Linked DNA regions of Mus musculus: regions 1 and 2 are each linked to region 3. Evidence: chromatin loops called from intact Hi-C (ENCODE). Cell type or tissue: heart. All regions are shown on one strand.

Evidence for each region. Peaks named below come from ENCODE experiments on the same cell type or tissue, not always from the same donor. Only the 100,000 strongest peaks of a DNase experiment are listed, where the experiment ranks them.
Region 1: a loop joins it to region 3, with 11 times the contacts of the local background. A loop is called at or near these places in 20 of 42 quality-filtered maps.
Region 2: a loop joins it to region 3, with 2.6 times the contacts of the local background. A loop is called at or near these places in 3 of 42 quality-filtered maps.

What each region holds. Positions count from the first base shown.
Region 1 is chr9:119,347,850-119,355,849 of GRCm38, forward strand. Acaa1a (acetyl-Coenzyme A acyltransferase 1A) reads left to right here. Exons shown (of 12, transcript NM_130864.3): 8 at 732-922; 9 at 1,072-1,251; 10 at 1,505-1,560; 11 at 1,643-1,788; 12 at 2,109-2,446. The coding sequence ends at 2,184. Among named protein-coding and RNA genes, the nearest start is that of Xylb, 5.5 kb to the right of the region's middle. In heart, a CTCF peak has its summit at 4,421 (motif pointing left); a DNase peak (open chromatin) is centred at 4,402.
Region 2 is chr9:119,271,560-119,279,559 of GRCm38, forward strand. It overlaps Oxsr1 (oxidative-stress responsive 1), which reads right to left. Exons shown (of 18, transcript NM_133985.2): 5 at 1,370-1,425. Among named protein-coding and RNA genes, the nearest start is that of Oxsr1, 47 kb to the right of the region's middle. In heart, a CTCF peak has its summit at 3,455 (motif pointing left); no DNase peak of the experiment used is centred here.
Region 3 is chr9:119,152,186-119,160,185 of GRCm38, forward strand. It overlaps Acaa1b (acetyl-Coenzyme A acyltransferase 1B), which reads right to left and starts at 4,908. Exons shown (of 12, transcript NM_146230.3): 1 at 4,639-4,908; 2 at 4,406-4,499; 3 at 3,560-3,617; 4 at 1,741-1,820; 5 at 1,485-1,527. The coding sequence starts at 4,809. In heart, a CTCF peak has its summit at 4,219 (motif pointing right); DNase peaks (open chromatin) are centred at 4,256 and 4,666; H3K4me3 peaks cover 991 bases; H3K27me3 peaks cover 3,676 bases.

The sequences.
Region 1 (8,000 bases), 200 kb after region 3:
ATTTGGGGGGGAGCTGGAGAGTGGACCTGGTAGAGTTTTGCCAAGGGACAGATTTCATAGCTCTATTTGGAAGGTAACAGTGGCCAGCATCATGATGGGTTGGGCAAATGCACTGGCTTCCCAAATCATGGACGAGGTTGAGTCTGGGGAGGTGACCTCAGACAAAGCTGAGCTGCCATCAGAGAAGTACAAAGCCTGAGATCTCTGGGCAGGCTAGAAGTGCGTGGTCTGGTTCAGGAGGGAGGGCTCTTAGCAAAGATGCGAGAAGCAGCTAGGAGCTGTTGTCTAGCAATTTGCAGAACTTAGATGTAACGTCAGAAATGAGACTGTTCCCTAAGAGGTGAAAGGAGAGGACTGCTTCCGCAAAGCTGACCTCTGACCTCTATATAGATGCTATGGGGGGTGGGGATGTATGCACACACACACACAAATTACATTTAATTTTAAAAGGGTTGTAAAGAGGGCCAACATCTTCAAACTTCCTCCTCCCCTTTGAGGTGATCTAGCGAGCACCATGGGGCAGATGAAGGAGAGGCTATGATTGTCCTCAGGCATCCTGTACCTACCAAAAGGTAGGGTCCCGAGGAACTCCTTTCCATCCGAGCTCCTCAGGGGCCAGGTATTTTTCCAGACTCCAAATCCTGAAGTGCATGATCTGAGCTGGCCAAGGCTAGGGACAGGCAAGAATGGATCCCAAACATGCCTATGTCTTATGCCCATGGTGCTGGCAGGGCAGCAAGCGCCCAGAGCAGAGGATGCTTCCGTGCTGAGATTGTGCCTGTGACAACCACTGTCCTGGATGACAAGGGTGACAAGAAAACCATCACCGTGTCTCAGGATGAGGGTGTCCGTCCCAGCACCACCATGCAGGGCCTGGCCAAGCTGAAGCCTGCCTTCAAGGATGGAGGCTCTACCACGGCTGGTGAGCGCAGGCCAGGAGTAAGGAGGATCGTGGTGGCCTGTTCCACTCTGAGACCTGGAGCTGACCAGGCCCCCTGGGAAGGTGATGGTGGGGGGCTGGCTCTCCTTGGCTTGGCCTGATGCCTCTTTGTCCCACCCTTCCTCCCTTAGGAAACTCCAGTCAGGTGAGTGATGGAGCAGCTGCCGTCCTGCTGGCTCGGAGGTCCAAGGCTGAAGAACTGGGCCTCCCCATCCTTGGGGTCCTGAGGTCCTATGCAGTGGTCGGGGTCCCTCCTGACGTCATGGGCATCGGACCTGCCTATGCCATCCCTGCAGCCTTGCAGAAAGCAGGTGAGGTGGCTCCTTCTCATCCTGTGCTTGGATCCTGCAAGACCTGTATCTGGGGCTGGGAGAGCTGGGTTTGAGCTTGTGGGTGCTGTGGATGGAGGTGAGTCAGGCTAGCACCTCACATCCAAGACCTCCCTAGCCTACTACCAGAACCCACTCACCTGACAGACACAATAGAGCTGAACTTGGGGCTGAGCCTGAGGGGATTTAGAGTCCTGCCCAGAACTGTCAGCTCTGATCCAAATCTTGTCTACAGGGCTGACTGTGAATGACATAGACATCTTTGAGATCAATGAGGCCTTTGCAAGTCAGGTGAGCCTGGGTGTTATGGTGGGATTGATCGGAGCAGCTCAGAGCAGATGGCGGCTTCAGCTGCTGCTCTGGTTCCTTCCAGGCCGTCTACTGTGTGGAGAAGCTAGGAATTCCTGCAGAGAAGGTGAACCCGCTGGGGGGTGCAATAGCCCTGGGCCACCCCCTGGGCTGCACGGGAGCAAGGCAGGTTGTCACGCTACTCAATGAACTGAAGCGTCGTGGCAGACGGTAAGGCTGCTCCTTGTGGGGTGTTGTGGGGGTTATTCGAGCTGGGGTGTCTGATAGCTGGGGCTTGGGGAGGCGAGCACCCACACACAGGTGTTCTGAACTGGGAGTGGAGGGGTGAGACCTGTCTTCCAGAAGCCTTGCTTCAAAAACAGCATAACCAGGTACCTGTCACCTGGGTGTGTGTCTGTCTGGGACTCAGTTCCCACAGTCCTGCTCTGCAGGTTCTTACTCTGTCCATGAGCCCTTGTTGCTGCAGCTCTGCCTGGCGGGAGCATGGGCTGGGATTTGGCTGCGCGAGCCAACACTGGTTCCTTTCCCAGGGCTTACGGCGTGGTGTCCATGTGCATCGGGACTGGGATGGGAGCTGCTGCGGTCTTTGAATACCCTGGGAACTGAGGCCTGGCTGCAGGCGGCACAACCCAGAGAGTGCCACAGTGGTGTCCAGAGAGGGACGCTACAGAAGCCGTCTGCGTGGGACACTCAGCAGTGGAGGGGTGTGTCACAGCACTTTACTTTAGAAAACATAATTGATGTTGGAACAGAGGGTGGGACTGCCCCGTCAGGTACCCTGAACAGTGCTGAAGTGAGCATGGGACACCCTGGTTGCAAAGCCATTTGTACCTTTGAGGGAGGGATGCAGTAAATGTGTACTGTCTCAGTTTGGTGCTTGTCATTTCCTTCAGGGGTCAGCTTTCGCCTCCTGGATTCTGTGCATGAATGATTAAGAACCAGGGTCTCTCCGGTGAGATCTGGAGACCTGTCATGCGGGACCTCAGTGGACACCGTTGACCTAGAGGAGGTTCCCCTATCCCAGGAGTCATTCAGCCCATAGCCACTGCCCCTGCTCTCCAACCCTGGGCCATGTGGAACTCTTCAGCAGAGGCTGCGGCTGGGGACTAGATATCCCCAGGCACCATGTATAGGAGGCATCCTATCCTAAGAGCCTCTTGCCCACAGCTGCAGCCCAGCATACCTTCCAGCACCTGGACTCGGTCTAGCCCACTGCTCCTGGGATAGGTCCCGGGGTTAGCTTCCCATGGTCACCCTCCCCTCCTCCCTTCTATGGAGCTGTCATGTGATCTTTTCCAAAGGAGGGACAAACAAAATGACTCTTCTGCAGATAGAGAGCCAGCAACAGGTCAAAGGTGGTTCCACTCAGGTCCCGCTTAATGAACCAGAGTTTGTCTGTGTTTCCTTACCTGCATAGGTTATGTTTGGTCACACATCCCCCCCCCCCCCCAGTCCCCCAGAGATGGGTAAAGGCTTTCATGTCTTCAACCTCATGAGCCCTCTCTGCCCTCCATGGTGAGTTGTTAATGGACCCTTCTCATATGGCTGCTGTCTTGAACTACAGCCGTTGAATGTTCAGGAAGCCAACAACTGGAGAATGGGGTTCCCCTGCTAGCTCGGCTCTGGGCTCCATGGGGCAGTTTCTCTGACCGCTGGCACCCCAGGAAGGTTATGTTCCAACCCTTGGCCTCAGCTGCTGCCCAGGCTCCAGTCTCTAGAGTCCTACCAGCTTGCTCCGCCTCAGCTTCCGGTCTCTGGTGTTTCCCTGGGTCTGTTCTTCAACACCTGTCACCCAAGGCTATGGCTCTGTACTGGCCTGTGACCTTCCTGACAGTGAAGCTTATGAGGCTCTATAACCCCTCCCCCCAAAGTGTCCCTCACAGCTGTTTTGGGTACACACTGTCTGTCCCCACCCATCAGGCCGACCCCTGGATCTATCTATCCAAGTAGTTTCTCTTTAGAATCCTAGACACAGGCTTCCTCTTCCGTCTTAAGAGTGCATGGTTGACTTCCCACGCTCTAGCCTCTACCCTCAGGGCAAGCAGGCCTGGGAGCAGAGCCCAGCCAGGTGCTGGCCTCCTTCCTGGCGGGGAGGGAAGCCTCCAGTTTGCCTGAGCTTGGCACACTCCAGGAGCTGACCCCTGAGGTAACACCATCTTTCAGTCTGCTGCATGTCCACTCCAGCACAATCAGGTATACCTGGAGGATCTAGTAGGACAGCAGGTAGGGGACACGGTGTCACCTCAGGTTATTGGTGGCAAGTGGGCTGCTCCATCTGAAGCTGTCTGTCTCCTGCTTTTCTTCGTCTTTTTTTATTTTTTTTTTATTTATTTTTAAAGATTTATTTATTATTATACATAAGTACACTGTAGCTGACTTCAGACACACCAGAAGAGGGTGTCAGATCTCATTACGGGTGGTTGCTGGGATTTGAACTCAGGACCTTCGGAAGAGTAGTCAGTGTTCTTACCTGCTGAGCCATCTCACCAGCCCCTTCTTCTTTTTTTTTTTTTTTTTTTTTAATATTTATTTATTTATTTTATGTATGTGAGTACACTCTCACTGTCTTCAGCCACACCAGAAGAGGACATAGGATCCCATTACAGATGGTTGTGAGCCACCATGTGGTTGCTGGGGATTGACCTCAGGACCTCTGGAAGAGCAGTCAGTGCTCTTAACCCCTGAGTCATCTCTCCAGCCCCTGCTTTTCTTTTTGCAGCTTCAGAAGATACAGGAATTCCTCCCACCCCTCCTTGGGGCAGTCTCTCCAGCTTGACTGGCCCAGCCGCCCAGCACACAGCTCAGCAGTGCCCAGCACACAGCTCAGCAGCGCCCCCACCTGGTGCATTTGCTGCCCACACACGTGCTCTGTGCGGCTTATAGTCAGGGCAGAAGCCAAGCCTTCCCTGCCCTCAGGAATTTGGGGACCAGAGGAGACAAGAGTAAAAATAAATAAATAAATTAATTAATTAATTAAAAAAAAAAAAAACCCTGCCCTTCTCACTTGGCATGACCTGGACTGAGGTTGTGTGTATGAGCTTAGGAGAGATGGTTTGTATCATGAGGGTGTCCCTGCTAGGGACATCCACAGGCAGCTTTTCCTTCTACAGTGCCTCTGGCTGCTGTGGGGAGTTGGGCTGTGGAACATGAGTTGGCTAAGAATAGCAGGATGGAGACTGGAACTTTGGCTAACAGGGTGGGAATTAGGCCAGAGCTCTGCATCCTTTTGTGTTTCTCAAGTTCTGGGATTACAGGCTCGTGCCTCCACCCCTCCTGAAGCCTATTATTATTATTATATTATTATAAATTATTATTTTGTTTTGTTTTTGAGACAGGGTTTCTCTGTGTAATAGAGCCCAGCTATCCTGAATCTTGCTTTGTAGACCAGGCTGGCCTAGAACTCACAGAGATATCCCAAGTGCTAGAATTAAAGGCATGTGCCACTGTGCCTGACAAAACCAGTAATTATTAAATAGAGGATAAATTTAAGCCAGGCACTGGTATATGCCTGTAAGCCCAACACCTGCAAAGGGAAGTGGAGGCAGGAGAGTTCATTCTCTTGAGAACGTAGGAGTTTGAGGCAAGCCTGAGTTTCAAGAGATTCTCTGGAAGACACCTAGGAAACACACATACACACTGGGATTCCTGATTGTGCGAATGCGCAGGTCTCAGCATCTGTATGTTTCTTCTGTCTGTTTTGTCCTGTTCTGATGTGTTCTTGTTTTATCTGATTATTTTTCACCGTGTTATACTTTATTATTATTCATTAGCAGCCTGTTTGTTTTCTAATGAGAGCCAGACAGTGGAGATTCATGTGTGAGAGGAGGTGAGGGGGAACCGGAAGAAATAGAACAGAGGAACACACAATCAGGATCTAGTATATAGAAAGAAATCCTATTTTCAATAAAAGGAAAAAAGATTCTGTCTCATAAAGAGAACCATGAAAAGTTCTAATCCAGGTTGGAGGGATGTCTCAGTGGTTGAAGGTACATCTGGCTCCTCAGAGCATCTGATTCACTCCTAGCAGGTGGCTCGCCACTGCCTGTCACTCCAGCCTCGTGAACTCCAGGGGCATCTGCCCTCACATACATATAATTTTTAAGATGAATATTTCTTTTTGAAAGTTCTAATCTGATTATAATCCCAGCACTTAGGAGGCTAAGGCAGGAAGATCAATCGCTGTGAGTTTGAGGTCTACATAATGCTAGGCTAGTGTGGTCTGAAGAATAAGACATTATCTACCCCTGAAAGAGGTAGGGAGAGATGGCTCAGTGGGTGATAGTGGGTTATTTTCCTGTATGTTTTCCTTTTCCGTGTCATCTCAGTCTATAAGTTACAAGTTATAAGCCATAGAAAGTAGACGGCAATGTAAATATAATCACCCCGTAACTGTAACCACCAGTTTCTGAGTCCCAGTGATCTTCATGGTAGCACAGGGGTATGTCTTTCCAGACTTTTCCTTCACGTGTGTGGATGTCCTAGCTTCGAATGTGCACAGAAGGAGGCAAGCAGACCCCAAGGGATGAACACAGTAAAATCAGAAAGAAGATGAACATTTTAACTGTCCTAAACCAAATTTGCTTCTAAAGAGAGTACAAACACGCGGCAGGCTCGTCCCCTTTGGGGAAGACTAACTCCTCCCCCCGTAGAGCTGTTTGCTCCCACCCCACATTCCGTCAAGCATTTCTCTATCTGCAAACATTAACTCTGCTTTTTAAAAAACGCAATGTCAGCTGCCCTTTTAACAGAGGCTACTGATTTAACAGAAGGCAGGTCCAACCCCACCCTCCAAGGAGGACCAGGAGTTGACTGATGCTTGTCCTGATAGAAACAGTTGGCCAAAATGCCATCTTCCCTCATAACCACTTCCCACTGATCTAAAGACTAATTTTATTTCTTCTGAGTCACGATAGACTGAATATAAGGGGCTGGAGAGATGGCTCAGTGGTTATGAGCACTGACTGCCCTTCCAGAGGTCCTGAGTTCACATCCCACCACATGGTGGCTCACAATCTGTAATGGGATCTGATGCCCTCTTCTGCTGTGTGTAAGGAGAATGACAATGTACTCATATACATAACATAAATAGATCTTTTAAAAATTCCTTAAAGAAATAGACTGAATATAGATTTAATTTCCAGTATACCGCCAAGATGAATCTTCTGCATATAAACATATTATAAAATTACAGATACATAAAACAAATTATTGAGTCTGAATTATAATTGCCTTATCTAGTTCAGTCCCTAATTTCTGGTGGTTTCTTTGTTTTGCTTTTTGTGTCACAATACTGGGATTTATAGCCTTGTCCCTGCTAGGCAAGTGCTCTATGGCTGAGCTGCTCTCCCAGCCTGCATTTTATATTCAGATGGACCACTAAACTGCTCAGGCTGGGCTTGAACTCACTACAGATGTGGGTACTGGGAATCAAACCCAGCTCTCCTGCAAGACCAGTATGTGCTCGTAGCCACAGGGCCATCTCTCGAGCCCCTCTTCTGTGCAGCCTTTCTCTCAGCCTTTGTGCCATCAAGATGGCTCAGTGGGTAAGGACCCTGGCTGGCAAGCCGTATGATCCGAGTTTGATCCCCAGAATTCCCATGGTAGAAGGGAGACCCTATTTCTTCACATTGTTTGGCAGCTACACACATGACACCATGCACACCATATCAATGATCAATCAATCAATCGATCAGTGTAAAGACAAAAACTGAAATAAACCGGACTCTGCTTTATATTGGCTGGTCCTGAGATTCTTTTCTGTGTTAGAGCCAGGAGTTCCAGTTGGCCGGAGTTGAAGTAACTAAGAGGTGAGGGGGAGCTGCCCAGGCTACGGTGGATGTTGGGGTGAAGCTGTGCTTTCTTCCTTGTACCCCTCGATAGCACATCTCTACGGACATGGCGCACAGAAGAGGCCACCATTTGCACATCTGAAAAGAGCCCTTACTGGGAGCTGACTGTCAGCACTATATAGCTTTAGACTTTCCAGCTTCCAGAGCTGTGAGAAACTGTTTAGCCCTTGGCATTGGTTTAGCAACATGAGTGACACATAGTAAGGTCCTTGGGGGTCCCACTGGCTCTTCTTTATAAATTTTTAGAACCCACCTCTCCATTTTTCAACCTAACATACTTCTAGGTAGCATGCAACTGGCAAAAGTCTGCCTTCCAGGAAAGTTTTAAATCTAGTATCTTCCCCTATCCGTATGCCTGTCATGATTCCCATGTGTGTTCCCTGTAGTCTTCATAATTCCCAGTGGCCCCCACCTGCCTTATTCTGAGCTCTTCTTTTCACATCTGACTTACCCACTTGGAGACGACAGCTCCCAAATCATTGTTCACAACCCAGACATCTTACCTGAGTTAGAGGCCACACATCCAAACTGGCCTGCTCAACATCTCCACTCAGACACCCCAGAGGGGCCTCA
Region 2 (8,000 bases), 120 kb after region 3:
TTTCCAGCCAAGACCAGCAAGCCACCGATGTATGTGTTCACGCTGGTACTCAGCTGACTCTCCTTTCATTCACAGCACAGCAGCTAGCACATAAAATGGTGACACCCACATTCATGGTGAGTCAGCCCAGTTCAATTAACCTAATTCAGAATACCCCACACACGCCCATAGTGTTAGCATTGTGTCTAAGCTCCACCCCACAGTTAACTGGGAACAGCCAGGTAGGCCTGACCCACTGTAAAAGGGGCTGCTCGCCCCTCCTTGCTGTGCTGCTCTCTTGCTCTCTCTTGCTCTTGTTCTTCCCTTACCCTCTCTCTCCCCATGCTCATGACCTGCTGCTTCTCCTCTTCTCCTCCCCTCCCGCCCCACATCTCTCTCTGCCTCTACTACTCTCCCCACCCCTGAATAAACTCTACTCTATATTATACCATTGTGTGGCTGGTCCCTCGGGGGGAAGGGATGCCTCAGGACAGCCAGCGAAGGCACCCCTCCCCCACATCTGACCACACCTCCATAGAACCATAGAAGGTATGCCCCTTCTCTTTATCTTTTTATAAACACATCACATAGGCCAGCCTGATCTGCTCTCTCCTCCAGTCAGGGTCAGACACATGCCGTTGCACGTATATTAATGCTGGAATTACCCTACTCTGCATCTTGTCTTCAGTGAAAAAGTGTCTCTTTTGACAAAAGCCTGATCTGCTTATGGAGACTTCTGTCCCAGGCTCTAGAGTGAGTAAGTTGACAATTAAAACCAGCCATCACTTTGTATCACCTCTCATCTGAGGTGATAACTGTTTCTCCTTTAAATAAGCACGGGCTGCTCTGAGACAGAACCCTATCAGAAGATCCTACACCTAATGAAGATGAGGAGTGGGAAAATAATAGGGAGCAATGAGTGATGCCCAGTGAAATACCTAGGTGAGATAGAGGCCATCTTTAGAGGGTGCTTACATAGAAAGATGTCCTAAGAACAGGATCATCAGATACTAAGAAAACATAAAAAACAAATAAGGTGGTTCTGCTGGCTATTATATCAAAATAAAACGAAGTACTGTGAACTGGGATGGGGGCTCAGTGGGTAAGATCCTTTCTACACAAGCATGAGGATCTAGGTCCGAATCCCCAGCACCCACACAGATGTTAGGCAGGCATGGGAGCTACACGTAATGAATGCTCAATGCTCAGGATGCTCTGAAGCAAAGGTGAAAGCATATGCATGCATCATGTGACATACACACAAACACACACTCACATTCCCGTGCACACACACATGCACGCACACAGAGTCACACAGGTGGACGCACACACAGTCGGGTACACACACTCACACAAACCAGAAAAACACGGCGGCCCTGTTCATCATTACCTGCAATCTGCACAGAGCCGTCTTCTCCTAGAAGAATGTTTCCAGCTTTCACATCTCTTCAAAGAAAAAAACACCATCAAACATTTGTTCTTTAGAATGGCAAAATTTAAGCAACTGTTTATTTACAATACATTTGCAGTATTTAAATACTGTTTTATATTAAAGAGTATTAAACCAATACTTTTTTTTAAATTTTAGCCATTTATATTATAATCCAAACATAAAATTATAAGAAGGAACATAACATTTAGACAATCTAGGAAAGTAAAGCTCACTAAATACTGACTGGGATGCCAGCTACTGACCAAAGAAAGCAACTCATCTCACCCCAATCCTTACTGCTGAAACACACAAACGGTGAGTCATTCTCTTCCCAGTTCCTCAACTCTCAGTTGTTTGTTTGGAAGTTTTGCTATATAGCTCACGCTGGTCTCTATCCCATGATCCTCCTGCCTCAACAACCCAAACACACGGGGATAGGGGTGCACTTTAAATATATTCTGAAGAAGGGGCAAGCTTCATATAATCTAACTTTTCTTTTTTTGCTTAAACAACAGAATAGGAATATACATACATATATAGTTACACATGTATATATACACACACACATATAAACATACATATATTCACAAATGTGTATATTGACATAAAATACTTCTCAAAGGAATCAGAATGGCAAAAAGTGATCTTCTTTAGACCAGAGCACTGTAATTTAATAAGATGTTTTTAAATGCTTTACATAAAAATTGAAAAGAAAGTTTAAGATCTTAAGCTTAGTATCTCATTAACATCTTACATCAATATAGTACTTTTGTTAAAATTAGTGAACACAAGTAAGACATCATGAACTAAAGCCCACAGTGCTAGCTCTCAGGCAGAAATGAGCTCGAGCCGGACTGCAGAGGAATTTCTGGTGGTTGGTTAAAAGCCATCTTTGCTCAGGAACTTGTGACAGGGTTCAGACCCACCCCTGACATACACCTGTGACTGCACATAAGAGCCCATGCTGGCCTGCAGATCCCTCAGTCTCTTTTCACACACACTTGTAAGTTTCAAGTCAGGCCCTTTGCCTCTCTGACTCTCACACTATGCACTATGCTCACTGGCCCCAGGCTGTCTCTGATCTCAGCTGCTCTCATGACTCTCTCACAGATAGCCCTGACCATGTCCACGTCCAGACTGTTTCATTTTCTCTCTGCTCTCAACTCTTCCAACTCTGGCTGTTCTCACTTTTATCCACAATAACCATCCCTGCACTATCATGAAATGGACATTTCAGTGAGCTCTTTACTATGTCCCTCACATCCATACAACTTCTTCAGGTTCCCTTATTTTTTAAGCAAGGTTCCCTTTTTATCCAAGACTCCATCCAGGACAGCTAATTACATTTAGCTACCAGGTCTCACTAGTGTCTCTGAGAGTGTCCTTGCCTTTGGTGACCTTGCAGTTGTGAGGGATATCTTAAGCAAGAATAATGGGTACGAAACCATCCCTTGAAATGGAGTCACTAACTATAACCTCATCTCCGGGAAAACCTGTGCTTCACTTTATAATTCATGTATAAGATAGTATTGATAAATATAACTTTCCCAACAACAATATTTTATATGACTACACGTGTGTCATCAGATGTAGGTTTTGTTATATTGTTTAAGAAAGCCTTAAATAAAAAGAATTAAAACAGTTTAAATTTATGCTTTGAAGATTTACAGGAAAACAGGAGCTAGAAGTTAAACAGTAACTGATCATAAAAATTCATTAGTTGGGCTGGAGAGATGGCTCAGCGGTTAAGAGCACTGACTGCTCTTCCAAAGGTCCTGAGTTCAAATCCCAGCAACCACATGGTGGCTCACAACCATCTGTAATCTGATCTGATGTCCTCTTCTGGTGTGTCTGAAGACAGCTACATTGTACTTACGTATAATAAATAAATAAATCTTTAAAAAAAAAAAAAATTCATTAGTTTGGGCTGGAGAGGTGGCTCAGAGGTTAAGAGCACTGACTGCTCTTCCAGAGGTCCTGAGTTCAATTCCCAGCAACCACATGGTGGCTCTGTAATAAGATCTGCTGCCCTCTTCTGGTGTATCTGAAGACAGCTACAATGTACTCACATAAATGAAATAAATCTTTAAAAAAAAATTAATATGACTCTTTAAGCCGGGCATGGTGGCGCATGCCTTTGATCCCAGCACTCGGGAGGCAGAGGCAGGCGGATTTCTGAGTTCAAGGCCAACCTGGTCTACAAAATGAGTTCCAGGACAGCCAGGGCTACACAGAGAAACCCTGTCTCGAAAAAACAAACAAACAAACAAACAAAAAATTCATTAGTTTATTCTAGGAAATTTGCCACTAACCTTGGATGATTTTTATATTTTGATGTACCAAATGATCATAGTGATATTTGGTCTACCTGGCTGTTTTAATGAAAACACCCCTTTTGAAATTGTAATATTTGGATGATTTTGTATTTGTACTTTGCTGTACCAAATGATTATTACAATGTCCCTTCTATTACACTGTTTCACTGAACACAGCTTTTCAGAGATTAACACCTGTTTCTCTATGCATAAAACCCTTGCAAAATACACCCAGATTCAAAATGCCTCTGTGTTTGTTTCTGTTTATCACAGCCAAATCCTTACCCACCTTTGCTCTACAAAATATATCCTGGTTTTTTTTTTTTTTTTTTCTTTTGCTCTTTTGTTCCTCATCCCACCCCCCACACCACCCCCATCATTAGTTATTCCTTTTTTTTTTTAATAGGATATTTTATTTACATTTCAAATGTTTTCCCCTTTCCAGGTCTCCTCTTCAGAAACCCCCAATCTCGTCCCCCTCCCCCTGCCTCTATGAGGGCTCTCCCCCACCCACCCACCCACTCACTCACTCACTCACTCCTGCCTTTCAGCCCTGGCATTCTCCTACACTGGGGCATCGAATACCCTCAGGCCCAAGGTCCACTTCTCCCACTGATGTCCAACAAGCCCTCTTTGGTTGGTGGTCCAGTCTCTCAGAGCTCCGGGAAGTCTGGGCAGTTGACACTGTTGCCCCACCCCCACGGGGCTACAAACCCCCATAAGCAACTACTTCCCGGCAACAACAGCGTCTTGGTTTGGCAACTATATATGGGATGGATTCTCAGGTGGAGAAGTGTGGGGCAGCAAACTGTGCACAGACAGCCTGGTCCCGGTCGGTCTGGCACAGCCAGGATGGCACAGCCTACTATAAAAGGAGCTGCTTGCCCCCCTCTTCTTTTACCTCTTATTCTCTCGCTCTTACTCTTGCTCCCTCTCCTTCTGCCTTCGCTTCTCCCCTCCCTTCCTCCCTCCTCTCCATGTGGCCATAGCTGGCTTCTACTTTCCTACTCTCTCCCTCTCTCTGCCTTTCTACAAAAAAAAAAGCCTTGAACCATGGACTACCCCTTTTCATCGGGACCCACCATGCTGGAGCAATGGAGCAGGTCTTCCCCTAATGAGCCATGCAGGGAGACCTCCCTGCGCTCTAGCCATGGCTGCCAGCCAACCCAAGCCTCTCAGAGTTCCCAGCCACAGCTTCTGCCAACCCAAGCTGCCGACTGAGCAAGACAAGTACCGAGGTAACCAGCCAGAGCCCTCTCCATGCCCTTTTCCCTTCTGCCCCAGGCCAGAGTCCACAGGGGCATCTGCGGTGTCTAAGACTGAGAATCTGACATCTGTGGCCTCTGTGCAGCCCAAGGACCCCAGAACTGACTCTTCCACAGTACCCAGAGGCGTCTGTGGTGCCCAAGAGTGAGGCCAACCCCGGCAGGTCCACAGGGACCTCAGACTGCACCTTCCCCACCCCCGGAGCAGGGGCCTGCGGCCTCTCACAGCCCGAAACACGCCCAGCAGTTCTGTGAGAGTGTGGGCAGTCAAAACTTCCCATGTCCTGCCTCGCCCAGCAGCCCTAGCCCCAAGTGGACACAGACCCCATTTTTACCCCACGGGGAAGTCTCTGGATGGCCTTTCCTTCCGTCTCTGCTCCACACTTTGTCTGCATATTTCCTCTTGTGAGTATTTTGTGCCCCCCTTCTAAGAAGCTCTGAAGCATCCGCCCTTTTGTCTTCCTTCTTCTTGGGCTTCATTAAGGTCTGTGAATTTTATCTTGGGTATTCCGAACTTTTAGGCCAATACCCACTTATCAGTAAGTGCATACCGTGTTTTCTTTTGTGACTGAGTTACCTCACTCAGGATGATATTTTCAAGTTCCATCCATTTGCCTAAGAATTTCATGAATTCATTGTTTTTAATAGCTAGTACTCCATTGTGTAAATGTACCACATTTTCTGTATCCATTCCTCTGTTGAGGGACATCTGGGTTCTTTCCAGCTTCTGGCTATTATAAATAGGGCTGCTATGAACATAGTGGAGCATGTGTCCTTATTATATGTTGGGGAATCTTTTGGGCCCAGGAGTGGTATAGCTGGGTCTTCAGGTAGTACTATGTCCAATTTTCTGAGGAACCACCAGACTGATTTCCAGAGTGGTTGTACCAACTTGCAATCCCACCAGCAATGGAGGAGTGTTCCTCTTTCTCCACATCCTCATCAGCATCTGCTGTCACCTGAGTTTTTGATCTTAGCCATTCTCACTGGTGTGAGGTGGAATCTCAGGGTTGTTTTGATTTGCATTTACCTCATGACTAAAGATGTTGAACATTTCTTTAGGTGCTTCTCAGTTATTTGGTATTTCTCAGATGAGAATTCTTTGTTTAGCTTTGTATCCCATTTTTATAGGATTATTTGGTTCTTTGTAGTCTAGCTTCTTGAGTTCTTTGTATATAATGGATATTAGTTCTCTATCGGATGTAAGGGTGTATGTTGGTAAAGATCCTTTCCCAATCTGCTGGCTGCCACTTTGTCCTATTGACAATATCCTTTGCCTTACAGAAGCTTTGCAATTTTATGAGGTCCCGTTTGTCCATTCTTGGTCTTAGAGCATAAGCCACTGCTGTTCTGTTCAGGAACTTTTCGCTGTGCCCATGTGTTTGAGGCTTTTCCGCACTTTCTCTTCTATTACATTCAGTGCAACTACTTTTCTTGATTAATTTGCCAGATAGTCTGTGTTTCCCTTTCAAACTAAACATGTCATCTGTAGAAGCAGCTTCAGGGGTAAAAGCAAAGCAATGGCAGGGCTCACTGAGCACTCTGAGAGACCAGGCAGGCCGCACATGCAACAAGACAAGGGATCTTTCAAGATGTCAAGTACAGTTGTCAGCTGAAGATCTTGTTTTGTTGTTTTGCCCCCTACCCCATACACACATACCCGAGACAGGCTCTTTCTGTGCAGCCCTGGCTGTCCTGGAACTCTCTGTAGATCAGGCTGGCCTTGAAGTCAGAGATTCCCCTGCCTCTGCCTCCTGAGTGCTCGTACTAATGGCATGGGCCACTATCACCAGACTAAAGAATTTGTTTTCCTCTGTCCCAAACAACTGCAAGCAATACTGCAGGTCGAGGGCTGGCCCGGCTTAGTACCTCACAACCACACTCATCTGCTCTCGCCGCTTACTGGGGTTTCTCACATGCCAGTTGCAGGTTCCACCAAAAAAATGACTGCAATAGACATAGTAGGCTTTCTCCAATTTATAGAAAACTTGAAAAGAGATTAAGTGAAGCAATGATTCACAACCAACATCTAGAAATATACTAGATTAGCAACTTAAAGATGTCCAACACGTTTGTTAAAGCTAACCTCTTTGCTAGGAAAGACACTAGCGCACACTGAGAGGAAAGACTAGAAGACGTTCATCCTAGTCAGAATCTCTGAAGTCAGTGCTAGTCAGCTAAGAACATTCCAGAAGCAGGCTCGCCCACCCTTAACGACTCAGTGCCTACGGCCAGCCCGGTCATTACCAATGACCAATGCCACATTTCCACTGTAGCCTGACGTATTTTCCCTATGTGTGTGCTCCATACCCCTATATACCTGCCATCACATGTGGGTTTTGTAGCATACCTTTGGCCCTTTCACCAAGATACTCTTCACCACAGAACCCTTTAGTCAGCCTGAACACCAGGATCGAACAACTTTCACATTAGCCATCAAGAGGCAGAGGCAGGCAATGTCTGTGAGTTCAAGACTACCAGCTCTATCTAACAAGTTCCAGGCCAGCCACAGCTACATACTGAGACCCTGTCTCAATGAAAACAAAAACAAAAACCTCAAAAGCCTAGATGGGGGCTGGAGAGATGGTTCAATGGTTAAGAGGACTAACTACTCTTTCAGTGGTCCTGAGTTCAATTCCTAGCAACCATATGGTGGCTCACAATCATCTGTAATGGATTGGATGCCCTCTTCTGGTGTGTCTGAAGACAGCAACAATGTACTCACAAAAAAATATATAAATAATTCTTTTTAAAAAGAAAGAAAAGAAAAAAGTCTAGAGGGCTAGACAAGGAAGGTAACTTAGATAAAGACCTACAGTAACAACTGCACTGGATGCTAGGTTAAAGTGCTGGCTTGCCCCACTCCTCAGCGAGGTCCCACAAATTCCATTCCTCTCTCTGTCCAACCCCGCCCACACAGAAAGCCTCCAAACAGAAAAGGCCAAAACACCCAGTCCCACATTACTGCCATCTGTCCCAAGCCCCCAGCCAGAAGTCATCAGCCACACA
Region 3 (8,000 bases):
CTCCAATGCAGCACAGATCAAACCAGCCTGATTCAGCCCTCAGCGTCCCTGAGTCAGAGGGAGGAAGAGAAACTGCGGACACCAAGCTTGTAGGTGAGAAAGGTCTTGCCCGCTGGTACAGATTGACAAGTGGGTAGGGTGGCTGAGGGAAAGGCTGGCTGGCCAGTGCAGACGAGTCAGGCATTGCATGGGGAAGTGGCCATGAGGCCTCATGAGTACCAGAGGCCTCCACTAAGTTCTCTTCTAACTTTAGCATAACATGAGCTGTAGTTCCTTTGGTATTAACTGCAGACCCTTGAATGTGGCGGGGAGCACTGAGCCGCTAAGCTATACCTTGGCCTTAAACCAAGTTTTTCATTTTGAGATAGGGTCTTCTTGCTAGACTGCCTCAGCCCCAGATTTACTCTGTTGCTCAGGTGGGCCTTGACACGTGCCCCGCAGAGTCAGCTGTGACTATTTAACCATGCTACAACACCCACAGAGCTGAGGTGGGTGTCTCTTTTTGAAGGTGAGGATGTGAAGTCCTGGCAAGGAACAAAGCTGGTTGCTGTCGCCAGCCTGAACTCCACACAGACCATCTGGTCCTATAGTTCAATTCTGGGCAAGCTGCAAATCTTACAGTTAGGGAATGTCAGGCTGTGACGCACCTATCCTCCAGGTATAGCTGCTATGTCTCCAACATCAGGATCCTCAACCTGCTTGGGACTAGATCAATCCCCCGAGGGCCTCATAGAACCCCAGCTTTCCCCCTTAAGCCACATCTGCTGTCCTTGTTATAACAAACATGAGGAACAGTGAGGCGCAGGCTGGCTGTGACCCTTGCCCACCACGGTCTCCTCCTGATGACACACAGGTCAGGATAACCCGGTGCAGGCAGCCAGGACCTGACCATAGGCCGGCAATGCTTCCTATCCAAAGCTATCCTGGAGCTGCTAGCTCTGAAGCCTACCAAGGCCATCTTCCACGGATCTTCTAGGCTGCCTTCCGACAGCAGAGCCCCAACGCTCTATTCTTTCCTGGAGACACTATCAATTATAACATCTGTAGCCCTTTGAGCCAGAGGCAGAGACAAAGTGGCATCTCTGAGTGGAAGGGACAGTGAGCAGATCACCAGAGATGTGACCACGTCCCTGACAACACAGTAGTGATCTGGAATTTCTCCCTTGGTACTAGAATGGCAGACACATTTACAGCTTAGGGACGTTTGCATAGTGAGGCAATGTCCCGAGTTGAGGGAATCATCCCACTACTTCTCTCAGGACCGTGGGAAGTGCAGAAGTGCAAATGCTGCAGGTATCCGGTGTGACAGTCAAAGTTGTAAGAATGGAAGACGCCACTCCACCCAGAACTGCATCCTAGGCTGCATCTGTGGGAGCCCAGCCCAGCCAGCTGCCACAGTGGGCAGGGAGAATCATAGCCAAGGAGAGCAAAATTAGGTTGATTGCTGCATTGGTTAATAGGGTCCGGCAGGAAGGCGATCTTACCCACAGGCCATGCCAATGTCATAAGACCCATTTCTGATGCCACCTGCAATAAAAGCACTTCATAACCACCCCTGGCCGCAGCGGGCCTGCCCCTGAGCAGCATGGCTTGTCCCCTCCCTCACAGGAGACCCAAGAGCCCCCCAAATGGCTTGGGGTGTGGCCATGGGTGTTCCTCCTCTCTCTCTGCCTAGGGTCCCGAGGGTCAAGGACCAAGGTCAGGGTACACTGCAGGGTACACCCAGCAGTCACCACTTACCAGCAATGTTGGCCACTGCCTGCAGTCCCGATGAACACTGTCTGTTGACCGTAGACAAAGGTACAGTCTCTGGGATGCCGCTGAAACAGAAGGGAGATGGCGGTCAGCCCTGGATGAGCACCTAGAAAGCAGGTCCCATGAGACTTCAGGGCCCCATGAGAGCCCCAGCAGTGAGTGTATAGATCAGGGCAACAGGGAATCTCCACTGGAACAGATCTGTAAGAACGGGAGCAGCTACTGCAGCTGTCTCCACCGTTACTGCCTAGAGTCCCCAGGCTTATTCTCCTGTCCTACGGTTCTCAGCACGGACCACGGAAGCCTGGTGTGCGCCACAGACAACCCTTGCCTCGAAGACTCTGCAAGGAAAACCAGTCATTTCTGGGGTCCTCCAAGGACAAGCGAGCCTGCTGCTAGCCTAAGACACGGCAGTAGCATCCCAACATTGGGCCACCATCCATCCTCACCTTGACCTTTCTAGTAGACACAGAGTTGGTCCGGTGTGTCTGGTTTTCTCCCCACTCCCCATGGTCATCCTTCAACCCCTTGCTCCGGAGCTTCCTGGGTTCAGCCATTGAAATGATCAGAGCTACCTTCCAAGGTGGCACACAAGCCTTGGCCAACGTGGCTAAGCACTAGGAGCCTCCCAAACCCTTGACTGACATTCCGAGAACCCCAGAGGATGAACACACAGGAATTAGGATGAGTCTGGTGTGCAGGAAAACCAGAGAATCCCTGAACTGCTGCTCCAAGCCAGGTTCTGAAGGCGCCCCCAGGAGGATGGCTCCCTAGGCTGTGAAGATTATCCTGGGTTCCCTAATTTCTGGTTACCACTCTTTACCAAATTCGTCAAGTTTCTCCTAAACAGCCTCCGAGCCTGAGGTTCCACCTGAAAGAGGCTGAGGAGCTGATAGTACTGTGCCTCACCAGATACCCAACCATAATACAGAGAAATGCACGTGTGAGGGCCACATCACATGACAGATCACATGACAGAGGGACCACTGAGAAGGAAGCCTGAGGGTTTGAGGAAGGTAAGCGCAAGGGGCAAGAGTATATTTGAGCAGGTTTTAGCCAGGACAGGGAGAGCAGAATGGGCAGAGGCGGCATAGATGCAGATAGCCCTGATTCAGTCAATTTGGAGAAGCCAGTTGGAGATGAGGGTACAGTTAATCTGCAGAGGGACGGGGAGACCCCGAACCTCAGGCTAAGTCTAACCCTTGCCAGCTCCCAGAGGTTCTGTTTGTCTGTTGTTTGTCTGTCTATTCCTGATCTGTCACTGGCCAGTTTGCTATGACTTTTGACCCACACAGCAGGAAGGACTGAGGGAAGAGTCCTCAGCCTCCACAGAGGAGCGAATGAATCCCTGCTTCCCCAGCAGGAGAAGCCAAGAATATCAGGTCTCCTCCTCCTGGGCTCCTAGGCATGTGTGGGGTACCCCCCCAGCCCCAAGCTCCAAGCTGCTAACGACTGGAGGAGTCTGGACTTCATAGGTGCTCAGCTAAGAATGGAAGCAGACGCTGCTCAGTATAGCCATGAGATTATTTAACTCTAAAGGGGATGTCATACGTTGTCTTTGTTTAAAAGTTAGGCCACAGAGAAGCTCTAACCCAGTCCCCAAGTCCTGGATGCCTTGGCCATCGGCCCAGTGACACACCCCCTCTAAGTAGGGAAAAGGTTATGGAGAAGAGGTCAGGTCAGTGGACTTTAGTTGCCTCGATATCTTCATTCCACCTGCTCTTCCACCACACACAGATACATCCCCAGTGCCAGGGCCTTCACCAGTCACGGTGGACAACCAAGCTGGAGCCAGAGAGATTACCTCAGGAACTGGGCGATGCGTGCCATAATGGCTCCAGCCCCGGGCTGAAGCACATTGCCTGTGGATAGAAGAGCCTTCACTCAGTGCCAGGTGGTGTCCCAAGGCCTAAGGCAAAACATGCCGCAGAAAGGAGACATTTCAGATCTCTCCAAGAATCACAGCCTCTGGAGAGAGGCGCACATGAGGCTGTGGAGGCTCAAACTCTGGGGAGTGGGGAGCCAGCTACCCAACAGCAGTACAGTGCTGGAGGGCCGCCAGTGAGCTTGCCAAGGCATGCTCCTCTGATCACAGGAAAAGACGGGAGAGACTCTAGGGTAAGAGACACAGTGCAAAGCCTGAACGCTGTGGGAAGCAGGGCTGTGGTGAGGGAAGCGGGTCTGCAACTGCTCACCTGCCCAAGTGTCCTCCTCCAAGCCCTGCACCACTGCAGAGATGAGGAACAGGCTGGCACCTCCGGACAAAACTGTGTCCTACACTATGTTCTAGTTCAGGGAAAGCCTAGGGGTTAAGGCAGGGTGGGGTGAACCCATCTGCACCTGTAACCCGGGACAGGATGTCCATGTAGGTAGAGAAGCGCGTTTTCCCGCCTCCTGGGGTCTCCTGGAACATCTGGGCTTTAGAACTTCTACTTGGTGGTGCTAGGCTTTCTAGCGCCTCTCAGGTTGCCGATGTGCCATGAGGGGGCGCCCAAGGTTCTACTCTTGAGACTGGCCATCGGGAGCAGCCTGATTCAGACCTCTGTGGTCGAGAGCCCTCCCGTTCAGTAACTCAAGTCTGTGAGAAGGGAGACGGATATTCGGGAGGAGGGCGGGGGAGGGCCGGTGCAGGACCCGCAGGGGAGCTCACCCACGGAGATGTCTCCCAGCTGCTCAGGCTTTAGCTTCACGTCCTGGAGAACCGCGGTCAACACGGCCGACAGAAGCTCGTCGGGGGTGGTGTCCTGCAGGGCGAAGCGCAGCAGCGGTGAGCCCAGCTCCCGAATCCCCGCCCGGGGACTCTGCGGTCACCGGACCCCCGACGGCAGGATCCCATCCGCGCTGGCCGCCTTCTGCTCCCCTCGCCCGCCCGAGGGGCCTCACCTTGAAGCAGCCACGGCTGGCGCGGCCAATGGGAGTGCGCCGTCCGTGCACCACCACCACGTCGGAGGCCGAGGCCTGCAGGAAGCCAGCGGAGCAGGGCGCAGCTTGCAGCGCGGAGCTCGACTCGGGCCGGCCGGCCAGGTGACCCAGCACTACCTGCAGCCGATGCATCGCGGAGGTGGGTCCCACCGATTTGCCAGCGCTCTGGGCGCTCACCCCAGTGAATTAAGGACGCGGGCTTGCACAGGGCAGAGCCAATTGGAGCCTTATATTTTCAATAAGTCCTGCCTACCCATTCTGCAGCCAATCAGAGGGCGACTCTTCCTGAGTCTTCCCCCACCACCACCTCCCAGCTTCTCAAAGCAAGTCAATGAACTTCAGAACCCCTCCTTCTTAAGTTTGTCCATGTACACCTGTGATGGTGCAAGTGTGTACTGCGCAAGTTCAAGGCCAATCTGGGCTACAAAAATAAAAGAAAATGTTTTAAAATATAATTAAAAAAAAAAAAAAAGCTTGTGCACATTTTTGAAGCTCCTCCCAGAAGTGTAAACTGGAACTTTCCTCGTTTTGTAATCTACACTGTAGGCAGGACCTCAAAGTCTTGTGGATTTCTGAACATGAACCAGGAGACCTTCCTCCAAACATGGCCATGGCACACTATCAGACAAAAGTCAGGAGGTTTCTGGGACAGTGGCAACAGCTTTACACTGCAAATGGAGATAGAGGACCTGACTCTGATTCCTGTTCTATTCAGCTCTCGTCTTTCCTGGGTCCCTGGCCCTAAGCTGGATGCTTGAGTACTTGGCTGGAAGAACCCGTTCTATCAAGGCACAGAAGCAGTTCAAAGGTCTCTGAGAGTGTCCCATGTAGCATCCTCTGTATGCCTATTTGAGATGCCCTCATCAGTGCACACCCCTGCAGCACCCGCTCCCCTCGCCCCCTTAGCAAAGGTGTCTGCCAAGGCCTTGCAGTGTGCCTGAAGCATTAACTGATCAATGGCTTCCTGTTGAGTGAATGGACCGGGGCTTCCTGGATCTAGAATGTGTTACCAGCCTTAAAGAGTAAGACCGGGTTCCCCAGTCACAGTGACAGGTCAGCCCCAAACCATGGCAGTTACACAGTGTTTTCTCAGACCCCAGGGGATCCCAAAACATGAAAGGAGAGGAGGCTGGGAGAGGGCTCAGAAGGTAACGGGCTTGCCCTGCAAGTGGGAGGCCAGAGGTCAGATCCCCAGTGCACAAGGCTGGGCAGGCTTGACAAGGGTCCCATGACCTTAGTGCTCAGGTGGGAAAGGCAGAGGATCCTTGGGGCAAAGTGGCTACCTACCCCAGGCAAATCACTGTGTTCAGACAGAAACCCCATCTCAGAAAGCAGAGTAGGAAGGGGTTTAGAATGGCATCCAATATCAACCTCTGCCCTACACATAATATGCACACTCACCTGCCCGTGCTTTCCAGGGCAGGAGCACTGGAGTCTTAGACACCCAGAGGCTGATCTAGCCTTCCTGTCACCATGTCCAAGGGCACAGACTTCCTAAGTGCAGGGTCGTGTGCTCTTTAGACACCCCAGAGAGCACGCTGCACCAGGCCTCCTTCCTTGTCCCCTCCCCACTGTCTTCCAGTGCTCGCCTTTGTGGACCTCTTAGAAGCCCGGGGGGAAGCCTGTGATGCCATCAGTTCCTAGGACGCATGTAGAACCCACAGCCCACTGTCTGCATGGGGCTAGGCCAAGGACAGCCACCCAAGACAAAAACATAGCTTATCTAAGGCCCGAAGAGAAATGAGATTTTGTGTTTTATTTTTGTTTGTTTGTTTGTAAGTTGCTTACACGGATGCTGAGTGTGCCTGTTGTAATGTCAAAATGTTGAATTCTTCTGCATTGAGCAAGGCCAGAGAAGTTCATACAACATCAGAAGGACAGGCTCACCTTCTCTACAACCAGGATGGTGGATCTCAAAGAACATTTCTAAGTTCCACATCACTGGCCCAAGTCCCCAAATGGAAGTGTGGAGGTCTGTACCAAGGCACAGGCGCAAAGAATTGCAGACTAGAGGACCACAGAGCTTCTCTAGCCAGAAGGCAAGGAGGACTAACAGAGGGGTGACAGACGTTACAACTGCAAGCTCCAAGGCCTACCTCAATTGTAGGAAGACCCTGAGCTCCACACCCCACATCCTCCCAGCTGCTGCCAGGGGACTCGTTTTCCCTCACATGGAGAGGTTGTTTTGTGGCTGGCCATTTTAGGATGAAGACTCAACTATTTTGCTCATCCCAAAGACTGAATCCTTTGCTTGTTTTTTGTTTTGTTTTGTTTTGTTTTTGAGACAGTGTCTCGAGCATCTTGGGCCAGCCTTGACCTGCATATGCACTTGAGAATGATCTTGAGCTCCGCCCCACCCCCACCCCCACCCCCTTGAACCTTCTGAGTGCTGGGTTGCAAGGTTTGTAACTCCACACTTTGTTTATTCAAGGCTGGGGGTTGGGGTGAGAACCCATGCAAGCATCCAAACAACTAAGCTACATTTCTAGACCCAACTTTTCATCTTTCAATTTTATTTTGTGTGTGTATGTGTGAAGTCAAGGAATGGATTTCAGGTTGTCAGGAATGTGTACCAGGTGCCTTTACACAGTTTTTCTCTTTCTTAGTGGTGGTCTTTGAAGCACAAAAGGGTGTTTAATTTTTTTTTTAATTCAGCTCCTTTTATTTGTGAAAAATGATTTTGCACAGGAGTCATTGAGCTTTCTGGATTTGCCCTCTGTGCTGTCTGGTGGGCATTTCACCTTTTCTGTCCCAGCACTGAGCGGCTCCTCGTCATTTTATTATGTGATTCTCAAGATCTCCTTCATCTCCTTCCTCCTTTCTTCTCTGTTTCTCTCCATGCTCATCTTCCCCATTTTCAGTTTCTTTTGTATGCTTGCAGCATGTCGCTTTTCTTTGTGCACGTGTGTGTTGTGTGGGTGCACATGTGTGTCAGGTGTGCATGTTTGTGCTTGTGTGGGTGTGCATGTGTGTCTGGTGTGCATGTGTGAATTCACGTGATAGCCACAGATGAACCTTGGGTGCTGTTTCTCAGGAGCTGTCTTAGTGTCCTTTATCCTGATAAAGCAAATGTGTGGAGAAAGGATTTGTTCACTGTCACTCACAATCTAGGTGATAGTCCACCCTCACAGACAGGTCAAGGTAGCAGGGACATAAAACAGTTGGTCACATCACACCCACAGCCAAAAATAGACAGAGACAAATTTGCCAGTGCTTAGTTGTGCTTAACATTCTCTCTACTTGATAAAGTACTAGCTCCCCTGCCTAGGGAATGGCCCTGCCTATAATGAGCTACATAGATCTTCCCATACTGATCAACACAA